2 separate regions of the Mus musculus genome follow, and region 1 is linked to region 2. A link is a loop called in an ENCODE intact Hi-C map of the cell type or tissue named here. Cell type or tissue: left cerebral cortex. All regions are shown on one strand. Each heading gives the region's core, and the rest is flanking DNA. Links, peaks and the distances in the headings are about the cores only. Region 1 overlaps Clic5 (chloride intracellular channel 5). Region 2 has its middle 120 kb from the start of Runx2os3.

Region 1 (11,788 bases), core at 2,338-10,337, 170 kb before region 2:
CCAGGAATACAGAGCTACAGGTTAAGTAACTGACCAACAGGGAGCGCGATCAGAATGTACACACCGTGTGTTGTGTTGCAGTAATGATGCAAGGACACAATTAGACTTGTTATTAAACTTTAGCCCTTCCATTTCTAGAGCTTGTTTGATGGACAGTTGAAATCTCTCCAGACCTAGTCTTCTAAGGTCTCCATCATTGCCTCAAGCCTCTTTGTCCAATATCTTTGGTCTTCCAGGTCTCCAAAGAGTTGTTTGAAGTTAGGACTTGAAATGTCTTCTTTCCCTTTGTGTATTCCTTCGCATCCCTTGGACAATGCAATTGACCAAATTTTAACAAGTATACGCTGTGTAATTGTCATTTTTAAAAATGCCAACTTGCATTTGCCTAGGAAGAGAGTTTCAGCTTAGGATTTACTTCGATCAGGTTGACCAGGAATTATACTGATTATTGATATGAAAAGATCTAGTCTACTGTGGGTGGCACCATTCCCTAGGCAGAGGGAATATTTGTTTCTCTCTGCTCATGACTGTGGATGTGATATGACCAGTTGTTTCGGGCTCTTCTTGCCTCTGTGACCTCCCTGCAAAGATGATCAGCAATTCCTCACCTCTATTGCCTTCTATCACTATATTTTAGCAGGACAACAGAGATGAACCTAAAATATTGTGTTATATTTTTCCTGTTCCCACTGTGATTGGTTTTTTGCCCCACTATATCCCTGAAAGGGCTAAAGGGATTTAAGTAAGCAAACAAACCCAGCCTGAAATGCGATCACATTGGGGAGAAAAGCATAATAAGTATTGTCTAGTATCCACCCTCTGTTTTAGCCCTTGAATAGTCTGGTAATCCCATCACAGTCTAGACAATCACTGAAGGGAATTCAAGCATTTTTCCCAGCCCTTCTTACTCTGTTCTCCCAAACTGGAAACACAAAGCAGATGATGAAGAGGAGTTCAAATGCCACACCAGGGAGAAGGAAGTATTGAGAAAGCCTCTAGCAGGTTTCCAAACTTTCCAGGAAGTGTTCAGTGGCATTGTCTCAGACTGGGGTCCCTCCATTGTCTCAAACAAAAGATCTCCTATGCAGAGACAAAAGTGGGTTATGTGGGAGTGGCTAATTAATGGAAGACACATCTGGGAATTCAGGAGAAGGATAACAGGCCTCCCAGCTTCTTGGGGTGCCAATGTCCCTCTTGTATTTGCTGCCACATGGAGCAGCTGGGACTCCTGTGAGCTCAGGAGCATATTGTATATCAGTCTTGGTGGGGTTGAGGAGCAGGGATGATGTCACAGGTACATCACAGGTACATTAATGACCAGCCATGCATCTATTCTACAACTACCCTGAGGATTCAGGTGTAAAATTTCCATGTCACCCCTCTGTGACTAAGAGGGTCTCTGCTTCTGTGGGTTTAAATGAATTATTTGCTAATTGATCAGGACAAGACTATAAAGGTCTTCTGCCACTTCATCATCCTTTAGGTATTGTTTCTTTGAGGTTACAGAGGCCAAAAGAGGAAGTTAGATTCCCTAGACCCAGAGTTACAGGTGGCCATGAGTTGCCTGATGTGCGTGTTGGGAAACAGATCCCAGTTGTTGGTATAGCAGCAACTTCCCTGAGACATCGCTCCAGGTCCAGGGTTTGTGTCCGGTATACAATCATGCTATTAACCACCAGGAGTCCAATTGTATGTGTCGAAATGGCAGAGCAATGACGAGAAGCGACTCAGCATAGTCTACTTCGAAGTGTCCATGAATGTTTTTGGTAAGAAGAAAGCTGACCCTTCTTTTGCTCTTCCTTGCCAGCCCTTGAGAGAGGCTTGACAAAGGCGCTGAGGAAGCTGGATGACTACCTAAACAGCCCTCTGCCAGAGGAGATTGACACCAACACCCACGGGGACGAGAAGGGGTCCCAGCGCAAGTTCCTGGATGGGGATGAGCTGACCCTGGCCGACTGCAATCTGCTGCCCAAGCTGCATGTGGTCAAGGTAAGATAACCTTTTAATAACATTTGTTTATGAGGAATCTGGACAGCTACTATGTGTCTTTTAGGACACTCATGCTTTTTCTACCCTTCACTGAGGATAAGGCTAACCCATTGCTCAGCAGCAGGGTAGATTTATTACTTCCAGCTTTAGTACTGAGCTAGCCACATAGATGTTCCTCCAATCAGAGCACACACCACTTTGAGGTAAGGCCACTTAGCTGAACATCTATGCATAAGTGTCCAACTGCCCTGGGTTAAAACTGGGGAGAGAATCACTTGCTTCTAGGGCAGGCCAATGCAATACTTGACTATGAAGATATTTTGGGCTCAGGGCCAAGCTAAAGATCTCTTGTAGGTCCAGCCAAGTACGTCACTTTGAAGTTATTAATTATTGCAGGCCCCACCCACCAAATTGTGCTTTCTTCTTCTTTCCCTGAGGAATAGGCAGAACCACTGGGGATGCATGATACCTGCTCAGTCACACAGTGTCATAGTGATATAACAGAAAGATCAGAAGACCCAAGTTCTAATTCATCGTTTGCCACCAACTAGCTGGGCAGACTAGGACGAGCCATTTGATCTTTTAGGATTTCATTATTCTTATGCATAAAAGAAGAGGTGTGGATCAACTCCCTCCCCCTGCTTTCTTTTCCTTCTTTCTCTCTTTTCTACTTCAACATGTATGGGCAGCTCACTTAAGCATCCTTTGTCAAAGTAGGCAAACAGAAGACACTCACAGGGTCTACCTCATTCTCTGAATGTCTTGGCTCCTTCTAGCCCTAAATGACTAAGTTAACCCCTTGTTCTTGGAGACAGTTTAGCAGGTTTCTAGTTCTGGGATGCTGGTGATCAAAGAGAGGATCTCCTGAGAAGGAGCAAAGGCTGAGCCTGGACTCCTGTCTCCTTGGATTTCTGCTGATCCAGCTTATCAGATTCGGCGACCTGGCAAACCTCTGCAGTGCAGAGAGCATGAAAGGAAGCCAAGGCAGTTTGGCCTCAGATGCAAAATATAATCCAGGCTATAGGAGCTAACTGCTTTCATATGACACAGAAGATTCAGAGCATGAATATGCAAGTTCTTCTGAATATCAGAGCTCAGTGCACCCTCGATCCTACCTGTCTTCCTTCTTATCTATCCCCATTCCAGGATGCTGAGTGGCTATGGCTCACACTTCACTGAGAGCCTGGTCCCTGGATGGTCTTTTGCTGGCTCAGTATAGTGGCCATTTCCTCTGTGAGGGAACTTAGAAGAAAGATCCACATTTAAATGCAAATATGGATTCTTTAATCCCATGTCTGCTGTTTTCAAGCTAATAAAGATAACCCAGAACACATATTCTAGTTTGCTTTTCTGTTGCTCTGATAAAAAAAAAAAATGGCCAAGAGCAGCCTGGAGCTTTCACGTCCCAGTCTGTCATGGAGGGAACTCAAGGCAGGAACCTAGAGGCTGGAACTGAATCAGGGACCAAGGGGGAATGCTTCTTACTGGCTTGCTCCCCTCGGCTTGTTCTTGACCTTTGTTGTATGGCCCAGACCTACTTGCCTAGGAATGGTACCACCCACAATGGGCTGGGCTCTCTTATATCAATTAACAATCAAGAGAATGATCCCAAAGACATATCCACAGGGCAACCTGACACAGTGCCTTCTCCCAGATGACTCTAGTTAGTAAAGTTGACAAAAACTAACCAGTACAGTTCTTACTTAGCACTAAGCTGGAAACTCGGCTCTACAAAAGACAAGGAAGCAAATGAATAAACAAGAAAAGGAAACCCCAAATTAAATTGCTAGCATTAACAAAATATGAGTTTATCAGTGTAAAATATCAGCCCCAGCCCCTGTTTCTTTGAGATCAGTTGACACAAGGTCTAAATATTGTTGTGCTCAAATTTGAGGTCCTCCAGCTGGTATCTCTTGAGTATTTGGATTAGCAGTCCATGCCATCATGTCGAGCTTTGCACACTATCTCTTAGTAGATCTGCTCACTTTACTGTGCTCCATTTTTTATTCCACCTCGGTAACTCCAGCTAGTTCCTTGGATCAGATCATTATAGTTGCCTAGATTTGTTCTGAGCCAAGACAATCCCTTCTCAAAGACCCCTGGTCAAACTGCAAGGCCCTCCTAGTACAGTGTCCAGAGGGAGGTCTTAGGACAACTAGTGGTTTGTGTTGATTCAAGCCGGTCACACTCATACAGGAGGATAGAACATTGTGGGTGGCTTCTTTGGTACTCATCATCAGAAGAGAATAATCTCGTATCAAGAAGTTCTAAATCTTGAACACTGGGAAAAACAGATGCTCCTGGAGGTTCCCACTTTCTAAGGTGGCTACTTTCCCAAGGAAGCATTCTGGAATTCCAGAGATTTGTTAACATGGAGCCCTGCAGGTGTGGGTCCAGCAGAGATGAAACCCGGCCTGCTGAGGTGAGATGGATAGTTGGCTGTATGGGGAGCTGATGTTTGCAGCCGAGTCCCTGCTGTGTCCTGTTCTTTCTGGGCTGGCACATTGTAGTTGTAGGTGTGTGGGCAAAATAACAGACATGCTTCGATGGCTGCTATAGAGATAAACTACAGACTAACTGGAAAGGGTATATGCCTCCTGCCCTGACATTTAGCCTTGCTGCAAGGTAATAGTAACTTTTCTTCAGAGCCAGACAAACTTTCCTGGTGAGGCACAAGTAGAGTGTTCACAACCCCAATGTCACAAAAACAAACAGACAGACAGACAGACAGACAACAAATTGGGGATAGATGTGGAGATGAGCATAGGTTTTGAGTCATTTTCTAGCAATGGAGAGATTCTATGGAGGAGAGGGGGGGGAATCACAGATTGCTTTCTACACAAGAACATGTGGCCATCCGTAAAACCTGAGACCAGAGACTGGAGTAGTTGAGGTTCATCTGCCCTTTCTCAAAGGGAAGAGAGATGGTAATGCAACAATTTTGAAGGTACCTCAATCACTATTAGAGGGAGAATGGGCATAAGGACAGAGAACCCCTGTAAGATGATAACTTTTTTGAGTTTGCATTAATATCAAACACCCAATGAAACCCTGGGCAGGTGTGTGTAGGGGCCAGTTTCCCTTTCCGCCACAGACAATGACATTTTCAGGTGCTATAGGAGGCAATTCTTGTCTATCTGAATTGGCACAGAGAAGCAGGACAAAGTCAGAGGAACTTTGAAACCGAGGCAGTTTCTTGGGTCTCTCCAGATGTCAGAGCACCAGGGTATCCTTCTGTGAGTGTGGGCAGTAGAAGTCACAGGTTAATAGCTGGCAGTTGGGATCTGGTGGCATCTGAGTTGCAGTGGCTTTTCATCATCTGCACAGGGCTGTGTGGGAAGGAGAGTGAGGGGAGAGCAGAAGCTGTAAGTAATGTTCCTAATTACTCAGTGGGTAGGCATCTCACGATAGTCCCTATAATCCTCAGTGGCTCCTCACCTTCCTAATGCTATGACCCTTTAATGCACTTCCTCATCTTGTGTGACCCCCAACCATAGAATTATTTTCATTGCTACTTCGTAACTGTAATTTTGATGCACACACAGGGAGAGGGGTTGGGTGGGAAGTTTCGTTATATATATCTATATGCACCTTTTCTGATACTGGGATAACTGAAGATACCAAAACTTAGATTCAACTGTTTATCAAAACATTATTATTGAATGTCTGTGCCTCACCTTTCTCATCTGTACATTAGGGACACAAGCCTTGCAGGATTCTTTAGAGATTTAGGTAGCTTTGCACCCAGTTCTAGGTAGCTTAACACAGCACCCAGTGTTGTCAGTTGGGCCAGTGTTGTCAGTTGCCACAGTCTACATAGTCGTTAACATTAGGGAAGGGTCTAGAAAGGCCAAGGCTGTGCTCCCTCCCTGTCCTACTGTTCCTCACAACCTGGGGAGGAGAAAAGGATGTGGTTGTCATCCTTTTGACTCAGGACAGAATGTGTCCTGTTGTTGTACCAGAAGCTCAGAACTGGAATGAGAGATGGGAAGAAAGGTGTCCTCCTAATGGCTTTTCATGCAGCAGACTGTCATTGTCTTCTTGGCATCATTTCCTGTGGACTCCTCATGACCCATACAGCAAGGAAGAAATCCTTGCGTGGCTGAGCTGGGGGTCCCTGAGCAGGAAAATATCAGACCCCATGGTTTGGTGCCCTCTGCCACCCCCAAGAGAAAACAGAGAAAGTTAGAAGCAGAACCCTGGGAGAGATTCTGCTCTCTGCTGCCCCTGCATGACCCTGAGGGCTACAGGAAAGACTAATGGGCAGGTCCCAGGGAGCAGTGAATAAGAGGTCCTTTGTTAAAAAAATATATGAAGAATGTACTGATATTGACACAGCCTTAAAGCAAGAGCAAGGACCTCTTGTTTGCAAGACCCTGGGAGCTTGCAGATATGGCTAGTCTTTCTACCCAGCTTCTCTTGGCCATGCTGTATGCAAACATACCTGATATGCACAGCCACCCATGAAACCATGGTCCCAACACCTCCTAATGTTTTGTTTCCTGCCTTCATGCCATCATTTTCTTGTCATCTTTGCTTAGATTGTGGCTAAGAAGTACCGAAACTATGACATCCCAGCTGAGATGACAGGCTTGTGGCGATACCTCAAGAATGCCTATGCACGGGACGAGTTCACCAACACCTGTGCAGCTGACAGTGAGATCGAGTTGGCCTACGCAGATGTCGCCAGGCGCCTCAGCCGATCGTGAGCTTGGCTGTCTGGCCCAATTTCTGCTGCAGAAGAATTCTACTTCTCCCAATGGCTTTCAGCTCTACAGACTCTTCTTCCCCATTGCCTTGGGGAAACATAAAAAAAAATTAGGCCACATCTTACTGGCACCCCTGAACTCAACTCCAGCCTTCTACCTTCTAAGATCAGTGCCATCCTTCTGCCTTGCCCTGCAGGAGCCTGGCAAGCAGAGGACACGGTGGCAGATTTTTTTTCCACCTGCTGGTCTGATCTAGGGTCAGTGTATCTGGGGTCAGTGAATCTGGGGTCAGTTTGCAGAGCTCTCATGGGATTGTCACCGTTCCCTTCTGCCAATATCATAATGCTTTCTCAGATGCGCTAACAACTTGAAATGCCAGCTTCTCTCTCCCCTCGTTCCTCAGCAAATGCAAGGTGATGGACAGATACATCATCGTCAGGGAGAGATCTATGCCTTGATTGGGGAGACAGTGGTTGGGGGGACTCAGCTGGGTGTGGCTCTAGCAAAACAGTTCCAGATGCTCACTATTTCTGACAGTGGGCCAGATGGAGACACCCCCAACACACAATATACCCCAGTTTTCTGGTGCAATATGATTACATCCTGGCCAGCACTGACCCAAGTTTTCCTCCTGTCTCCATTTTGCCACAAAGGCAGTCGATTTATAACTCTAAACCAAGGTGACCCAGATAGGGAGAGACTTCTGGGAAGCAATATTGATGCCAAAAGGCCCAAACAGGGTCTACAGCCACAGGGGTCACTGGCTGAAGAGTAGTCGTCCACTGGAGATCACATGAGAGTGTGTGTGTGTGTGTGTGTGTGTGTGTGTGTGTGTGTGTGTGTGTGTGACTGTGTTCTTCAGTGGGTAGCTTTGGGTTTGAGCAAGCGAAGGAAGTGGAGGGATGGGAGGAAATAAAGTTCTATTTGAGTTTGACATAGCCTAGAAAACTTTTAGAGCAGTCTTCTCTCTCATTATCTAAATCTTGGATTGGTGTTACGGCACCCCTACCAACTGTAGAGCAGACTCCAACATCAGCCAAAAATGTCTTCCAGGCTCTTCATAGTCACTTGCAGATGTGGGTTGCCACCTGCCTGTGCCCTGGCTCCCAGTTTCTTCAGCCTCAGCCTCTGATGAAAGAGAAAGTCTATTAATGAATGGTGTGATCGTGGGCTACCTTAGGAAGAAAGCCCATGGGTCTTTCTGACTGGGAAGCCACAACTTGAATTTGGAAATTATGGACTGCCTTGGGCTTGGGTTCATTTTCCTGTCAGCAGGCTCATCTATCAGATTTTCAAGGAAGAGAAAACTTTTTAAAAATTTCTTTATAAACTAATATTTCTCTCTTTAGTAATTCTCCTTGAGTTTTACCTACAACTCTCACAGGGTGTGACCATGAGAACCTAGGCTGATTAGGAACTATGACAAATCAATCACTCATTAGCTCTTCCTCTACCAGTGAGCTAGTGAGTGCCTAGAAGAAATCCATCACCAGGACCTCAACTCCAACAATCCCGCTTCTGTGTCACTGACAGTGGAGGCGAGGCTCCTGAGGGCCGGTAAGGCCCTGGTCTTGGCTCATTGCTCGGGAGGGTGGAGCAGCACAGATCCTTTCCATAGAAATACAACATGGTTTAACCCAAGCAGTCACTGAGCCCTCCTGCCTCTAGGGATCTCCAAAGCAAAGAGTGACCATTGATCCAAGGAGGGAGGAAGCAGGAGGTCTCCCTAGCCCACTGGGGAAGAGGACTCTGCCTGCTAGAAGTTTATAAACCTGAAGGGGCTTTGAAGAGGCAAAATGAGCCGATTCATTTCCATCGCTACAGGAACCTTTCCACGGGCTCTCCATAAGCTACCCCTGGGGATGTTTAAAAGTGTAGCACTGCTGAGGGAACAGCACTTTTTTCTTCAGGGAAGAGCCCTCAATGGGCCTCTCGGGGAAGCAGAACTTCCGGAACCATCCGGAAGGCCGTTTAATTAAAAGAAAACCATGCTGTTCTCCGGGATCCTTCCTAGAATTTACAAGCAGGCAGGGTGAACTCACGCAGCTCACACCCCTATTTTCCAAAGGTGGGCTGGTGTTAAAGATATGAAGACTAGCGTGCATGCTGAGGGGCCTCAGAGGAAGGGGAAGAATTTTCCTCATGTGATGCTCTGAGCCCAGCAATCGGCATGTCTTTTAAAAACAAACTTCCCAAGCCGAGTCGATGTTGTTTCTAGACGGTTCTCCTATGGTTGAGTTAGTTTCACATACATCACAATATTTAGGCAATGTTGGATGCTATAGGATCAATCAGAACCCCTTTAAAGAGAGGCACGATTGTAAATGGGAGGCTTTCCTCAGTACTTTAATGCAGATGTAACTTTAATGTTATCAAATAACTATAATGAGACTAACCAATGTCTTAGGACACAATTATCATAGTATGTAAAAAAAATAGCAATAAAGTCAATGATGATTACCTACCCCACCCCCTCCAAGGAGAGTTTTCTCTGGAGGCTCTAGTTTCTTTGGACCTTGGTCTTAACCTTGATATGTATATGGTTTACCATCTGCAGTCACCCTGTGTTGAGGTTCCAAGTCCCAGCTCAGACCATGTGGAAGGGTTTGTAGTGTGGACTCTACCTGCAGAAATTCTGGATAAGAGCTATTCCGGTAAATGCCAGTCCCCCAGGAAGCATTTGGATGTCAGAGAAAAGGAAGCTATGTTGACAGAGCTATTGTGTATTCTTTTCTCACCTTGGATTGTCACATGACAATCTTGTATGTATGAAACGTTAAGTGCAAAGCAAGACAGACAGACGGGGTCTGACTCAAAATTACTGAGCTGAGTGTACCTACCTATTTAAAACTGCCCACTTCTTAGGTTGATCCAGACAGAAGACATTCTTAGGTTGATCCAGAGAGAAGATGTTATTAACTATCCACAATAAGATAGAAAGTGAATTGTTTGCTTGTTTAGAAATATAATTTCATATTCTCCTGAAAAAAAAGAAAATGTCCTGGTAAGTTCAGGATCACAGTCATGTGTCTATCTCACAGTTTAAATGAGGGGTCTAGGTAGCCTACTGGAACCAAACAAATCAGTTGCAAAGTAGGAAATGGTCACTCAGTTTATTTAGGCAGTCGATCCCAAACTAGTTCTAGCTTCCTGGTAGGTGGCAATGTCCCCACTGGTCCCCTCTAGTGTTGGTGGGAACAAATAGGCTCTCTTTTTTTTTCTTCAAAACCAAACTGTTCCAAAAGTGAAGTTTGGGGCAGAACCTGCTGGTACCTTCTTGTGAGGTTCTTATGAGGTGAAACAAGAACAGTGACTAGAGGGGTGGACATTCTGCAGACAGGTAGTCCTAAGCAGGTTAGAACCATCATGGAATGAAACATGCCTGGCACAGAGAGACGTTGCTGTTGACAAGTTCTGGGGACCTTCCAGGCCCAGGTAAATTGTATTATGAGGGAAGTCAAGGCAGAAGCCGTGTGTCCATCTAATAAAAGTTCACCATCGCTAAAAGAGTTTGCATCTACAATCAAATCCTTCTAGAAGCAGTAGGTGTCTGGTCGGTAGGTACTTCTGGGGTTTCTGTCCATTCTTCCATGGTCTAGGAGTTAGCTCAGCTGCAAGATGAGGCAGGATACTAATGTGGCTTTGCTGGGAAACATGAAACACTAACTCATGATTGAAACTAAATTCAGTGATTCTCAAGGATAACCTTTTGAGATCTACATGTTTCTATCATCCATATTCATATACATTATATCTATATATGATATTACAAAGAACCTTTAGAAAGGGTGAAGGAAAGAAGTGTGCTCATGAGGCCTCAGACTCTGGTGTTGGGAGAAGATTTGTGATCTTGTCTTTGGCCTTGGGGCCCTTCTACAAATAAGCCAATGACTTTGTATCCACTGCTCTTTATCATTCAAACTAACAGCTTGTGCCTGAATTATAAGTGTATTTTATTTTCCCTCTACCAATATTTCCCTCCCAGCCTTGCTGCAAGCTACATTCATCTCATTATTATGAATGAGTATAAATCAAACTGCCCAATCTTATTTAATGTTGTTTCAGGATATAGATCTATTGTTCATTATCACCACATGCACCAGCAAAAATAAAGAAAATGTTATTCCAATATAAGGTTTGACTTAAACCGTACTTTCAATAAAATCAATCTAGTGTTTGGTAAAAACAGTTTTGAAGACATGGTATTTTTGTATATAGCTAGAGATGTCACAACATCAACTGTGAATATATTTATAGGAGATAGAAGGGTAGGATCAAGCTTGGTTATAGAGTGTTTGCTTAACATACGTGAAACCCTGGGTCAGATCTCTAGCACTGCATCAACCAAGCATGGTAGCAAACACTGGTAATTCCAGCACAAGGGAGCTGAAGTCAGGAAGACCAAGGTCAGCTGCATAGCAAACTGGAGGCTGGTCTGAGACCCTGTCTCAAAACAAGTAAAATATTCAGCTGATACTTGAATTTCTCCCCCCTCCACCCAAGTCACCTAGTTTTTTTTTTTAATTTTATTTTATAAGCTGAGGAGTTAACTGATTGGCAATTCTAATACATTGTATGTAGGGACACTCCAAATGATGGTAACATATTTTTTGAGACCTTTAGCTTGGGTGAGAACAGACCTTGCTTTCAAGCCTTACTCAATGTACCACGCCTTTGACTACATACCAAGTCAAGTGTTTTCTACTTATCCTTGAGCCAGCTGTAAATGCATTTCCTGGTCTTGATTGGTATTGACTGATTCAAATAAAGTTGGTTTATTTTCAAATATTACAAAAGAGATCACTGGGCTTCTTTGGGGGTGATGGTTTTGCTGTTTTAGATGACAATATATATATTTTAAAAAAACCTCTCTCCTTTTCAAATAAAGCTTATTTAGTTTCACACAAAATAGGGCCATTTCCTTAAAATCAAAACAAAAAACAAATATAAAGGTTTGACGGGAGTGTGGTTCTGTGTTAGAGTTGTGTAACATGTCATAGGTTTGATCCTCAGAATAGAAAGAAAAAAATCGAAAGAGAGAGAGAGACAGAGACAGACAGAGGGATAGAGACAGAGAGACAGAGACAGAC
Region 2 (11,788 bases), core at 2,146-10,145:
AAGTAGGCAGAGCACAAGCTTGCTGCCTGGGCAGCTTTGTGAGCCTGGCAGTTGGAAAACCATCCGGATCTGCCTTGTCCTGAATAAGCGTGACATGAGGTCCGAGAGCAGAGGAAGGAGGAAGAACCAGGCAGATCCGTGTGAAATCCCATGGTTTCAGTTCACAGGGACTTGGGGCGACTCCTTTCAGTTTCAATGAACACGGCTCTCCTTCCTTGAAGGAGAAGTTCTGACTTTTAGGCTGAAAGCAGATAAACGGAGCCTAAACCACAAGTCTTGATGTACTTTCAGGATGAGTAAAGGATGAGAAAAAGGGTAGCCAGGCTCTGCCCAGCTGCGTTCCCAGGCTGGCCCTGGTCCCCCTCCAGCATTCTGTAAGTCCTCTTTAGCTCTCTGCCCAACCGGAGTCCAGCTGAAGTGGGACCCACACAACCTCTGTGTAGCTTATCCCAGAGGTTCAACCTAGGGGAACAAAACCTGAGGGGGATGATCAGGGCCTATTGTTCAAAGACCAGATATTGCCCTAACAATGACGGTGATCAACAGGGAGTCCAAATTGAACCTGAGTCCCTGACTATCTGTACAATCTTGAAAGGTGATTGTTGAATTCTTGATGTGTTAATGACTTTTAAACATTCCTATTGCTTGTCTTGCTCACTCAAATCATACTGTCTCTAGTGTACTGGTTAACGCCACAAGTTTAATAGAGACTTCTGTTACTAAGCCAGGCCCCACAGATGTGCAGAGGGGTTTTCCAAAAAGTTAATAAGGGGTAATTAAAAATTGGAGGTAGGGTCCAAGTGAGATGGCTGGATAATTAAAGGTGTTTGCTTGCTTGCCACCAAACCTGATGACCTAAGTTTGATCCCTGGGTCCCATATAGTGGAAGGAAAGAACCAACTCTTACATGTTGTGCTCTGGCCTCCATATATGCCATAGAATATGTGCAATGCACATGCATGAACGTATGCACACACAGGCAACTAATAAATATAACTTGTGTGTGCCTCTGTGGGTTCATATGCACCCCATGTGTGCAGGAGCCCTTGGAGCTAGAGTTACATGTGGTCATAAGCCACCGTGTGAGTGCTGGGAACTGAGCTGAGGTTGTCTGGAAGAGCAGGTAGTTCTCTTAACTGCTAAGCCATCTCTCCATCCCTATTATAATTTTTTAAAGGAAAGAATTGAATGTTTGGGAGAATGAGAAGGATGCTAAACACTTGAGGGCCCAGATGAGAAAAGGAAGAAACACTGGAGTCCTGGTGTGCCTGAAAGACATGAAAGGATTGTGGGCTGGGGGATTATGTGGCAGCGAGCGCAGCCACCGTCAAGCAGCACTGCAGAGCTTGACTGCAGAGCAGACACCTCCTTGCAGGACCACCCTCAGCATCTCTGCAGCAAGCCATGAGATGGTCTTTCAGCCAAAATGACATCTTCAGCTCTATCTCAACTGAGAGACAGGAGTCACCGGAAGACTGATCCCCTCGCCCGTGCCCCAGGCATTTCCAAAGAGTAAAGGTAGAAGGCTGGAGAGAGGAAGATACAGAGAGACTTAACTTGGCTTGGAGCAGGGTGGGGGGATGGATAACCAACTCCTAGGTTGTTTTGGCTTCCAGAAAGTAAAGACTTTATGTGTCAGAAACTGACTGGCCTAAGTCCTTTTAATTCTGCCCAAGAGTATGTATTATAAGAACATTTGAAATAGAAAGGAAACCCACTGTGTTGATGGGGAACTAAGCAATTGTGTGTGTGTGTGTGTGTGTGTGTGTGTGTGTGTGTGTGTGTGTGTGTGTGTGTGTATGTGTGTGTGTGTGTTAAAATTATGCACCTTTATGTAGTGTATATTACCTAGAAAAAGATCCTAGATATATGTTTAAATGAAAATAATCAAGCATGCTTTTGGCAAGTCAGAAATCTGAGGCACAGTTTCCCTAAAGAACTTGCTTTCAAGATTCTCCGTCTCTTCCCCTCTCCCTCTCCCCCCCCCCACTCTGTGTGTGTGTGTGTGTGTGTGTGTGTGTGTGTGTGTAGGGGAAGTGGATGCATGCCACAACACAGGGGTGAACATCAGAGCACAACTTCCAGGAGTTGGTTTTCTCTGTCTCACATGTAGATTTTGTAGATTTTGGGGGAAGAAACTGGAGTAGTCAGGGCTGAGAGCAGGCAGCAGACATTTTTACCTGCTGAGTCATCTCTTTGACTCTCATTAATTTGCTATAAATCTAGTTTGTAAATCTAGTTTGCTGTCCAAATCTAGTTTATCTGATTTCTACTATGAGAAGATACAGAGAAGGATAGTTGACCTGAATTTTCACAGTAAGGGAATGAATTATCTGCTAAGCACTAAAACAAGGGTGTCAGATGACTTCTCCAGTCCATCCTAGCTCCTTTACAGGGTCATCATAAGGAAGAGACAGTGGAAAATCCCAAGTGACCACTGAGGAGTCACTTGTAGGAATCCCACTTGATTGCCTCTGCTCCAGGATGGTTCTAGACGCATCAGAAAACTCAACAGGTATTTGCATTTCTCCTACATTTTGAGTCTCCTTTCTATCTACTAGGTTTCATTGAAGTCAAGAGGAAACACAATCCTTTCTGATAAGTTCCCTGTCTCTCTGCTGGGACAAAATAACCAACAGCAGGTGCTCAAGGAAGGGAGAAAGGGTTTCCTTAGGCTCACAGTTTGAGGGTGCAGTCCACCCTGGAGAGAAAGTCATGACAATGGGAGTGGGAAGCAGCTGGTCATGCTGTATTCACAGTCTGGAAGCAGAGCCAGAGAGCAAAGAATGTGACACCCAGCTGGCCTCCTCCTATGTGTTCAGTGTGGGATGTTCAAGCCAGGGGTTGGTACCACCCACAATCTTGGTGGGTCTCTTCACCTCATGTAAATTATTCTGGAACCATAGACACACTCAGAGACATGAGTCCCTAGTTATTCTAAGTCCCATCAAGTTGACGGTTAAGGTCAACTGTCATGCTATCTTTCTTCAAGTCCCTCTGAGGCTACAGATGGTTGAAAATTAAATAAAATATGGCATTTCAAAGGACACAACAATCAGTATCCATGTCCCCAGAAGCCCACAGGCTCTCAATATAAAGCAATCCTCAGCAGATCCTGAGTCATGAAGTCAGAGAGTAGGACTTGAGTCTTGTACCTTAGGCAAACTGTTTGTCTCTCTTAAGTATCAGTTTCTTTGAGTGTGGACTGATGACTTGATCCAAAAGCTGGCAGGATGACCATACACCATCAAAGCGCATCGTTCAAATCTTTCTCATTGCAAGCCTAGCTACTTGAGTTCTATGCTTGGGACTCACAGAGTGGAAGAAGAGAACCAACTCCCCAGAGTTGTCCTCTGACCTCTACATAGAGCTGTGTTATAAACACACACGCACACACAAAGACACACACAATAAACAAATAAATGCAGTGAAAAAATTAAACCCATTATAAACTGAACAAGACCATCCACGTCCGGTCCTCTGTTCCCCTTCCACTCTCAATGCCTCCTTTCATGTCCTTCCTTTGCCATGTTTTCCAAGGGGCATCCCTGACCCACCTCCATATGTGACGTGGAGAGTACCCTCATTGGTTGGAGCGGGAAAACACCTGTCAGACTGCTGAGTCAGCTCTCAGACCCCTTGAGCTGAAATCCCCCACTGTGCCATCTCCAGTCATCAACCCAGTCCCCCACCAATGCCCCTGGTGTGAATCTCAGGTCTGCCTCTGTCGTCTGTGCAACTTTGGGAAGATGGCTTTACCTCTATCTGCCTTCACTTGCCTGGAAGATATGTATATGTTCCATTGCGGCTGAATATCATATGCTGTCCATTTCATTTCTAAATGCCCCCCATTTTCAGATAGCATCTTTTTTAGAAGATAGTTTTGTGGTTGGCTTGAAGATGTACTCAACTCTAGCCTCTGTTCATCCCTTCTTCCTTCCATGGTGTCTGGAGGCTGATGCCATCAACCACTGCCCAAACATCAGGGAGGAAAAAGAGAACACGGGCAGAACACTGATCCTTCAGCCGGGAACCAGAAAGCCCTGGCTGGAAGTTCGTTTACCCTGCGTGAGAGTTTCCACGTCTGCACAAGGCAGAGGGGACTGTTCTGAGCAACACCCGGCAGAGCTGGAAGGGAGGACAGACCGTGGTGACCAGGCCCAACAAGTCGAGTAAACATCTCTCCACTGTCCACAGACCACACTCTTTTTTTTTGCCCGGCCACACTCTTGTATACATTTACACTCGGGTGGATTGATAGAATGAATTACCTCAATTCACTAACACTGTTGTTTAACTTGGAGCCTGGAGCGCAGACTGCCAAGTATCATGGCTGTCTTAGAAAGTGCTCATGTATTTTAAAGGAACATTGCAAGCATTTTAACCAAAGATTTCCTTTTCACGTCTGTTTCCTCTAAGGAGATGCCAAAGAGCACTGCATTTCTCTGTCTCATCTGTGCTTGCTGGGACAAGACAACAGGCAGCTGAAGACCTCGTAAAGAGAAACATGAGTTCATGGTATCCAGAATTCAGAGGGGTTTGAAAGAGGGGCCAGTTTGGGTGAGAGAAGGAGAGAGAGGGATATACCAAAAGCTTTCTTCAGATATTGCTTTGCAAGTCAGAATCTTTCCACCCACATCTTGAGGATCCCTGGACAGAATCTAAGGCCAAGAATCTTAGAACCCAGCTCCAGCTGTAGGACACAAGGAACTGGGAGACCCACGTTCAAATATTGGTTCCCCACCTTGGACCTGCAGCAAGTATTGTCTGGTCCTCAGACCTGTCAAATTAATTTCTCGTCAGGGGTTATACCCCATTCCTTATAGCAAGAATTGCTTCTTGATGTTAGCCAATGTGTTTCATATTAGTATCTCACTTAAATAATATGTCAAGCCCAGACACAAGTCATATTGAGCACTGACTTTCTGGGTCTTTCTAGATGACAATGAATTGGTAGCCAACTGTTTCTCATCTCACACACATTAGAGTCACCTCCAGTTCTGTACTTATCTGAGAAGGGAATGCCAGGAGAGCAACCCTGACACCACTTGATCCACTAAAAGAGGATGCTGGATTCTCCAGGAGCAACCTTGGCTACATTGGCAGGTCCTTTGGAAGAGCAAAAAGTGCTCTCTACGGACGAACGTCATCCCCTTCTCTTTCTCTGTTTTGTTTTTGTTTCACTCTTAGAAATCTCACACAAGTCTTGGTACATTGGCACACGCTGGGCACCCCACCATCACAGAAGAACAGCCCGTCTCTTTCATTTTCAGCCACTCTTTCACAAGTTGCCCACCGAGCTTCGACTTTGGATCCTGCAGCCTCGGCCTCCCCAGTAGGCAGCCTGGGGTCCTAAAGCCCTATGCTTAGTAACTGTTGTGTGTAGACAACGAGGAAGTCAAACGAGAAAAGAGCCTCGGGGAAGCTTGCCCCAAAGACCAGAGAAAGAACGTGGTCCTGCCCTTGGAGGTAGAAAATGACTCCATCTTCACCAAGACAAAGGTCAGTACCTTGTCTGAGTGAGTACCGATGCTAAGCACCTGTGCTGCTGATTCAAGCTGGCCAGCACTGAGAAAGACGCTTAGGGTCAGAGAGAAGGCCCAACAGGAATCCCCCAGCCTAGACCGGAAGTGGAAATGGGGGCTTCCTCAAGTGCAAAGCTCTCTCTAATCCTTAGCCTCTCCCTTTCTTCTCCTCTGTGGCATCCAAGACAGAACCCCCCCCCCCACACACACACACAGTAACCCCAACAGCTTCCCAGCCAGGACTGACTTGTAGGACAGCCTCTGCTCCAGCCTCTGGAATGGCCCTGCCCAGGGTAGCAACTGGTGCGCTATTCATCAGGGTGAAGCTTCGGATCCTTAGCGCAGCATAGTCTGAGCTGGACAGCGTGGGTGGCAAAGATCTCTTTAACAAATGTGATCAAACTATATATACATGTATGTATGTATGTATGTATGTATGTATAATATTAAATTTTACATATATGTATATAGTATGTGTATATTACATATACATATATATATACATATGTATATACATATATATGTATGTGTATATATATGTATCACATTTATATTTATATAAATATATATTTATATTTTATTTTTATATTTATATATACTTAAATGTATACATATACATACACACATGTCTGTTTGTTTAAATAGTAGGTGCATGTGTCTGTATGTATGTGGTGGCATGTATACGTATGTTCATGTATGTGTGCATATGGAGACCTGAGGGTGATTCTGACTGTCTTCCTAGGTATCTCCCTGCCTTGTACATTGGAGCACAATCTCTCACTGAAGCAGGGTTTCTCACTGAGTCCAGATCTCACAGTATTGGCTACTCTGGCAGCCAGCTTGCTCTGTGGATTTGGTCTCTGCTCTACTATGTGCAAGGATTACATACCACCCGCCCACGATCTGAACTCACAGGTTTATGCTGCAAGGGCTTTACCAGATGAAACATCTCCTCAGCCTTTATGGTTTATTTTGTTTCTTTTCTTTTTGTCTTTTCAAGACCCGGTCTCATGCAGCTGTGTTGTCCTTGAGCTTTTGGTGGAGCCAAGGATGACCTTGGACGTCGAATCCATCTACTTCAAACCCTGGTTTATCTATCACTAGGATGGAACTCAGGAGACAAGTGTTCTACCCTCTAAACTCCATCCCTAGCCTTTGGTCTCATTGAGTTAGGACAAGATTTCACTCTGTAGCTCCGGCTGGCCTGGAACTCACTATATAACCCAGTCTGACCTCAAATTGGAGGTGATCCTCCTGTCTCAGCTCCCCAAGTGCTGAAATTATAGGCATACATTTTAAATTGTTTTTATTGGCCTTTTAGATTGTTTTTTTATACAGTTACAGAGAGTTAAACACCAGAAAGAGCCCCCAAAGACCCCTCAGACCCTATACCCTCAAACTCCCCTTGTGCCTGCTCATTGTGATCCAAGCTAGAGCTGTCTTCAGTCTCATTCCTTTGGGTTAAGATAGTGTCCCCCGCCGTGGAAATCAGAAAATTCCTCCAGGGGAGAGAGCATTGAGTATCCGTCTGCAGCATCTCTGGAGTCATTTGTCATGTTTTCATCGCCCTAGCCTGAGCAGCCACAGCCGCAGCCGCAGCCTCTTCGCTGGCTGCCTGTTGGCTGTCCGCTCCCGTTCTTCCCCTCCACCTCCTCTGCAGCAGCTACTCTGTGAGGCTTCAAGCCACTCCCATCCGTGTTACATCCCCACTCTCAAATCTTCACTACCCCCAGCCCCATCACCCCTCACCTCCATAGAGCGCCACAGAGCTCTGTGTTCAGAGGGCCAGTGGTCCTTCACCTGACTCTGCACGTAACAGGATGCAGGACAGGCATGCCCTAGTGATGTTCCTAAACATGTCCTTCCCCACACCTCCCTTTACTTCTTGCAGAACTCCATCCCATCGTCACGATCCACCAGGTCCTCCCCTGGCCCTACATCACAAGTCGAGTGTGGTGCTGGAGAAGTGTCTGCACGGTTATTGCTCTTGCAGAGCACCCAGGTTTCATTCCCATCACCCACACTGGATGATTCACCACTGTCTGTAACCCCAATCAGGGGGATCAAATACCCTCTGGACTCCTTGTGCACCTGCACAAACATGTTCCACATAAAGTCTTGTAGGCATAAAGATATACAAAAAAAATTTTAAAAAAATACTTTTAAAAGCTAAGTATGGAATCATGCACTTCTAACCCCAGCAGAAAAAAAAAATGCAGAAACAAGAGGTCCCTGAGGTTTGAGGCTGAAAGCCTAGCCTGAGTGGCAAGCTCCCGATCTCAGCAAGAGCCTTTGTCACAAAAATCAAGATGGGAGCTGGGAGACTCAGTGGGTAAGGATGCTTTTGGTACAAGCTTGAGAACCTGAGTTCAAATCCCCAGAACCCATATGAAACGCCGGGTGATATCATGTGTGCGCCTGTAACTCCAGCACTTAGAGATGGGTCTAGAGAGACTTACCCAGTTTTACTGGCTTCCAGCATAGCTCCAGGTTCAATGTGAAACCTCTTCTCAAGAGAATAAGTCTCATATTGAACTTGGGACTCGACATTTCTGGACAGCAAAGCCCCAGGGTCTGTTTGCATACACTCAGCGTGGATTACAGACATATGTCACAGTGCTCAGCATCTGTCTAAGCGCTAGGATCTAAACCTTAATCCAAGCACTTTACCCACCGAGCCATCTTCCAAGATCTCCTTGTTAATTTCTAACTCAATTACACAAATTAAAAAATAAACAAACAAGCAAACAGAATCTTAGGTGTCCCTGGTTTTCCCTATTGTCTAATTTTGAGCCAGTTTTTTGCAAAAGTTTACAACACTTCAAAGTGGTGTGGGCCTTCCTAGATGTCCATCATGTAGGGCTTGTTCTCTGAGTTGTTTCAAGTCCTCTTCATCATCGTGCAGAGAGTCTCCACCATGACTGATAGCTTGTAAGTCCCTCCTTTCATTAATTATTTGTTTACTTGGTTTGACCATGTGTGCGCGTGTGCGCGAGTGCACACGCACGCGTGCGTGTGTTATGAGAGAGACTGAGACAGAAACAGACACAGAAAGAGAGATAGAGACAGACACAGAGACAGACAGACAGACAGAGCTAACCTGACCCTCACCATGTGGCCCAAGCCCTTGGATTTCTGATCTTCCCACCTTCTCCTCTCCTTCCAGGTGTGGGTATCCACATTCACATTACCTCTTTGGTTCATTGTTTGCTTTTGCCTCCAAGAGTTCTAGCCTCCAAAGACGAGACAGCCTGGGCCAGACTGTGACTGGAAACACTTCATACCTGGGAATCTCTAAAGACACTTTGAAGCACTGAACAGCTCCCTGGGCTGCCTTTGATAACCTCCACATCCCACACACCTGCTGTCCACTACTCAGCTCCCAGGCTTGCCTTAAGACTCCCATTCTCTGGGTTCCATGATTCTCAAAGGGAAGAGCATTGTTCATACAGCAAGCAGCGTAGTCTGGAGCAGAGCCCAGCTTGGCCATCCTCCAAGACCTATGCTTTTATTATGTTTTCTTTCTTGCTTAAATTGTTTTTCTAATGATAAAATGTTTTACATACACGCATAATAGTATACACAACACTATACAGATGGTATAAAATGTAACAGAACAAAACCACGGCCCTATCACCAAGGCTAGCTCACAGCCTCTATGCAGAGTGAACCTGTGTGTCCTCACACACCTTATTTTCTTCACACTTTCCTCAAGGTAACCCCTCCTCCTGTATTTTATTACTTTTTCTAAACCTTGCTATTGTCTTCCTAACTTTAATAGGTATGTGTAAACATATATAGATTCGTAATGATAAACCATTAAGCTGTCTGTTATTCTGAATGGGTTTATATTGCGCACATTACTCTAGAAATTAGAGCATTTGTTTATGTCAGTAGCATGGGAGATTTTATTCCTTTTCACTGATGCAAAGCATTCTGTTATATGATTATCCAATGCTTATTTACATTTCTGTTGTTAGGTTTTCCTACATATATATCTCCATTGTCTTTTGGTCTCTCTACCTCTCATCTCCTAAATTCCCCAAGGGTATAGAGCCTTAGCCAACTTGGATTGCTGTAGCATGGTACAACAGTCTGGGAAGCTGGAATAACAGAACCATATTTTCTCACAGTTCTAGAGCTTCTGGATCACTAGTGAAGACCTTCTTCATGGTTGGTCAACAGTCACCTTCTCTCCAGGTTCTTACATGGTAGGTAGGAGAAAGGGAGCTATCTCTTCTTGCAAGGTCACTATGTCATTGCAAGAGCCCCACCCTCATGACCTCCTCTAACCCAATTATTTGTCACATTTATAAGGCATATCCCACTTTCATAAAGTGCTTGCCTCGCAAATATCAAGTCATGATTTCAATCCCCAGAATCTACATAAAAACAAAACAAACCAGATACAATGGCAAGATGGGAAGTAGAGACAAGGTGAGTCTCTGGGGCTTACTGGCCAGCTAGCCTAGAGTACTTGGTAAAGTCCCTGGCCTGTGAGAGACAGTCTCAAGACAAAGGTGGTCGGTTCCTGAGGAATGACACCAGAGGCTGTCCTCTGGCCTTCACAGGCTCACACACACTCTCAATGACAATTTCATTACTTCACTGATGTTAGAGTCAAGACCAGTTGAGACATCCAGCTTTAATTGAACAACTGCTGAATGCTTGGACCTTTGGTAGACAGCCATTGTTGGACTAGCTGAATCACAGTCTGTAAGCCATTTCAATAAAGCCATATATATCATACACACACACATACACACACACATGCACACCTCATAGTAGAAAGTCATATATGTTTATTTCAAAGTTGCAAATAAAATTTCATGAATCTTTTTCTAGGAGATGGATTGATTAACAAGGCATAATCAATTTATGGAGGAAAATCAATATGAAGGTTGATAAAACTGGGGCAGTGAGAATTCTGCCCTCCTCTATCCCAGTGAGCACTGCCATGAGCCCCAACTTGGTAGATGGGCAGGGGATCCTCCTAACAGCTCTGATTTCATTTGGATGCAAAGGTCCTAGTAAAATCTAACTTTAAACTTGTGTTTGTGTTAGTTGACTTCCTGCTGTTATGATACAGCACCATGACCAAAAATGCCTATGGATGAAGGGATTATGGGTCTACAGGAACATACTTAGTGATGGGCAAGGCAGGAGCAAGAGCAAGATGAGATGCCCATAAGCTTTAACCACAAACATGAAGCAAAGAGATTAGACTGAAATTAGGTCAAAGACACATACATGCCCACCACCCACCACCCCCAACTCCTGCCATCCCCAAGTGACTTACTTCCTCTAGCAAGATTCCACCTCCTTAAGGTTCCATAACTTCTCCCATACAGGGACACCAACAGGGCACCCAGTGTTTAAAAATATCTAGTATCAATGGGAGGAGAGGCCCTTGGTCCTATGGAGGCTTACTATTCCAGTGTAAGGGAATGCTAGAGTGGTGAGGCAGGAATGGGGGAGCACCCTCATAGGGGCAAAGGGGAGGGGGAAATAGGAAGGACAACATTTGAAATGTAAATAAATAAAATAACCAATAAAAAAATGTGAACTTGATGCAGACATGTCTAATTCACCACCACAGTGTTGCTTTATGACCAGAGATCATCCACATATTTTACATATATCCCCAGTGCACAAACACTGGGTCTTGCCTTTTGCTTGATCCACAAGGCATGGAGAGTCCTGTGGATCCAGCAGGCTCATTTATACATGTGGATGAATGATGACTGCATCTTTTTGGAGAGTGGTATTGAGGAAGAAGGTGGTTATTTCCTACTGTGGTGGTTTGAATACAAACAAGGGGGCCAATTCCAGCCCCATCAAGCACCAGTTTGGCCACATGGTTCTGGTTTAAAGTCAAAGATAGAAAAGGGACGTTTGAACTCCCACTCCATGCCTAAGGAAATCCGCTGAGGTTAGGTATGGGAAACATGGGGTGGAACCAAACCAACAGAAAGAAGTTTGTTGTGGTCAACAACCATGAAAGGAGCTGGAGATCTGAAGAGTACTTTGACATCAGACGAGGAGATGTAGAGTTTGGTCTTGCTTTGGTCCAGTATTTCCTCACTATGCCCCTTTCCTCCCCCTTTTTGGAATGGTAATATATATTTTGTGCCATTGTATGTTGGAAGTATGTGATCTACTGTAAATTTTTATTTTATTGGGGATTATATTTAAGAGATTGCCATGAATCTCAGAAGAGATCTTGAACTTTTAATCAGTGTCTAGACTGCTAGGCTATGGGA

What was found. A loop is a pair of places that touch in the nucleus more often than their neighbours do. Peaks named below come from ENCODE experiments on the same cell type or tissue, not always from the same donor. Only the 100,000 strongest peaks of a DNase experiment are listed, where the experiment ranks them.
Region 1: a loop joins it to region 2, with 2.2 times the contacts of the local background. A loop is called at or near these places in 8 of 42 quality-filtered maps.

Annotation. Positions count from the first base shown.
Region 1 is chr17:44,268,684-44,280,471 of GRCm38, forward strand. It overlaps Clic5 (chloride intracellular channel 5), which reads left to right. Exons shown (of 6, transcript NM_172621.2): 5 at 1,808-1,989; 6 at 6,531-11,485. The coding sequence ends at 6,698. Among named protein-coding and RNA genes, the nearest start is that of Clic5, 86 kb to the left of the region's middle. In left cerebral cortex, for the core only: no CTCF peak of the experiment used is centred there; no DNase peak of the experiment used is centred there.
Region 2 is chr17:44,436,557-44,448,344 of GRCm38, forward strand. No RefSeq gene overlaps it. Among named protein-coding and RNA genes, the nearest start is that of Runx2os3, 120 kb to the right of the region's middle. In left cerebral cortex, for the core only: no CTCF peak of the experiment used is centred there; a DNase peak (open chromatin) is centred at 6,412.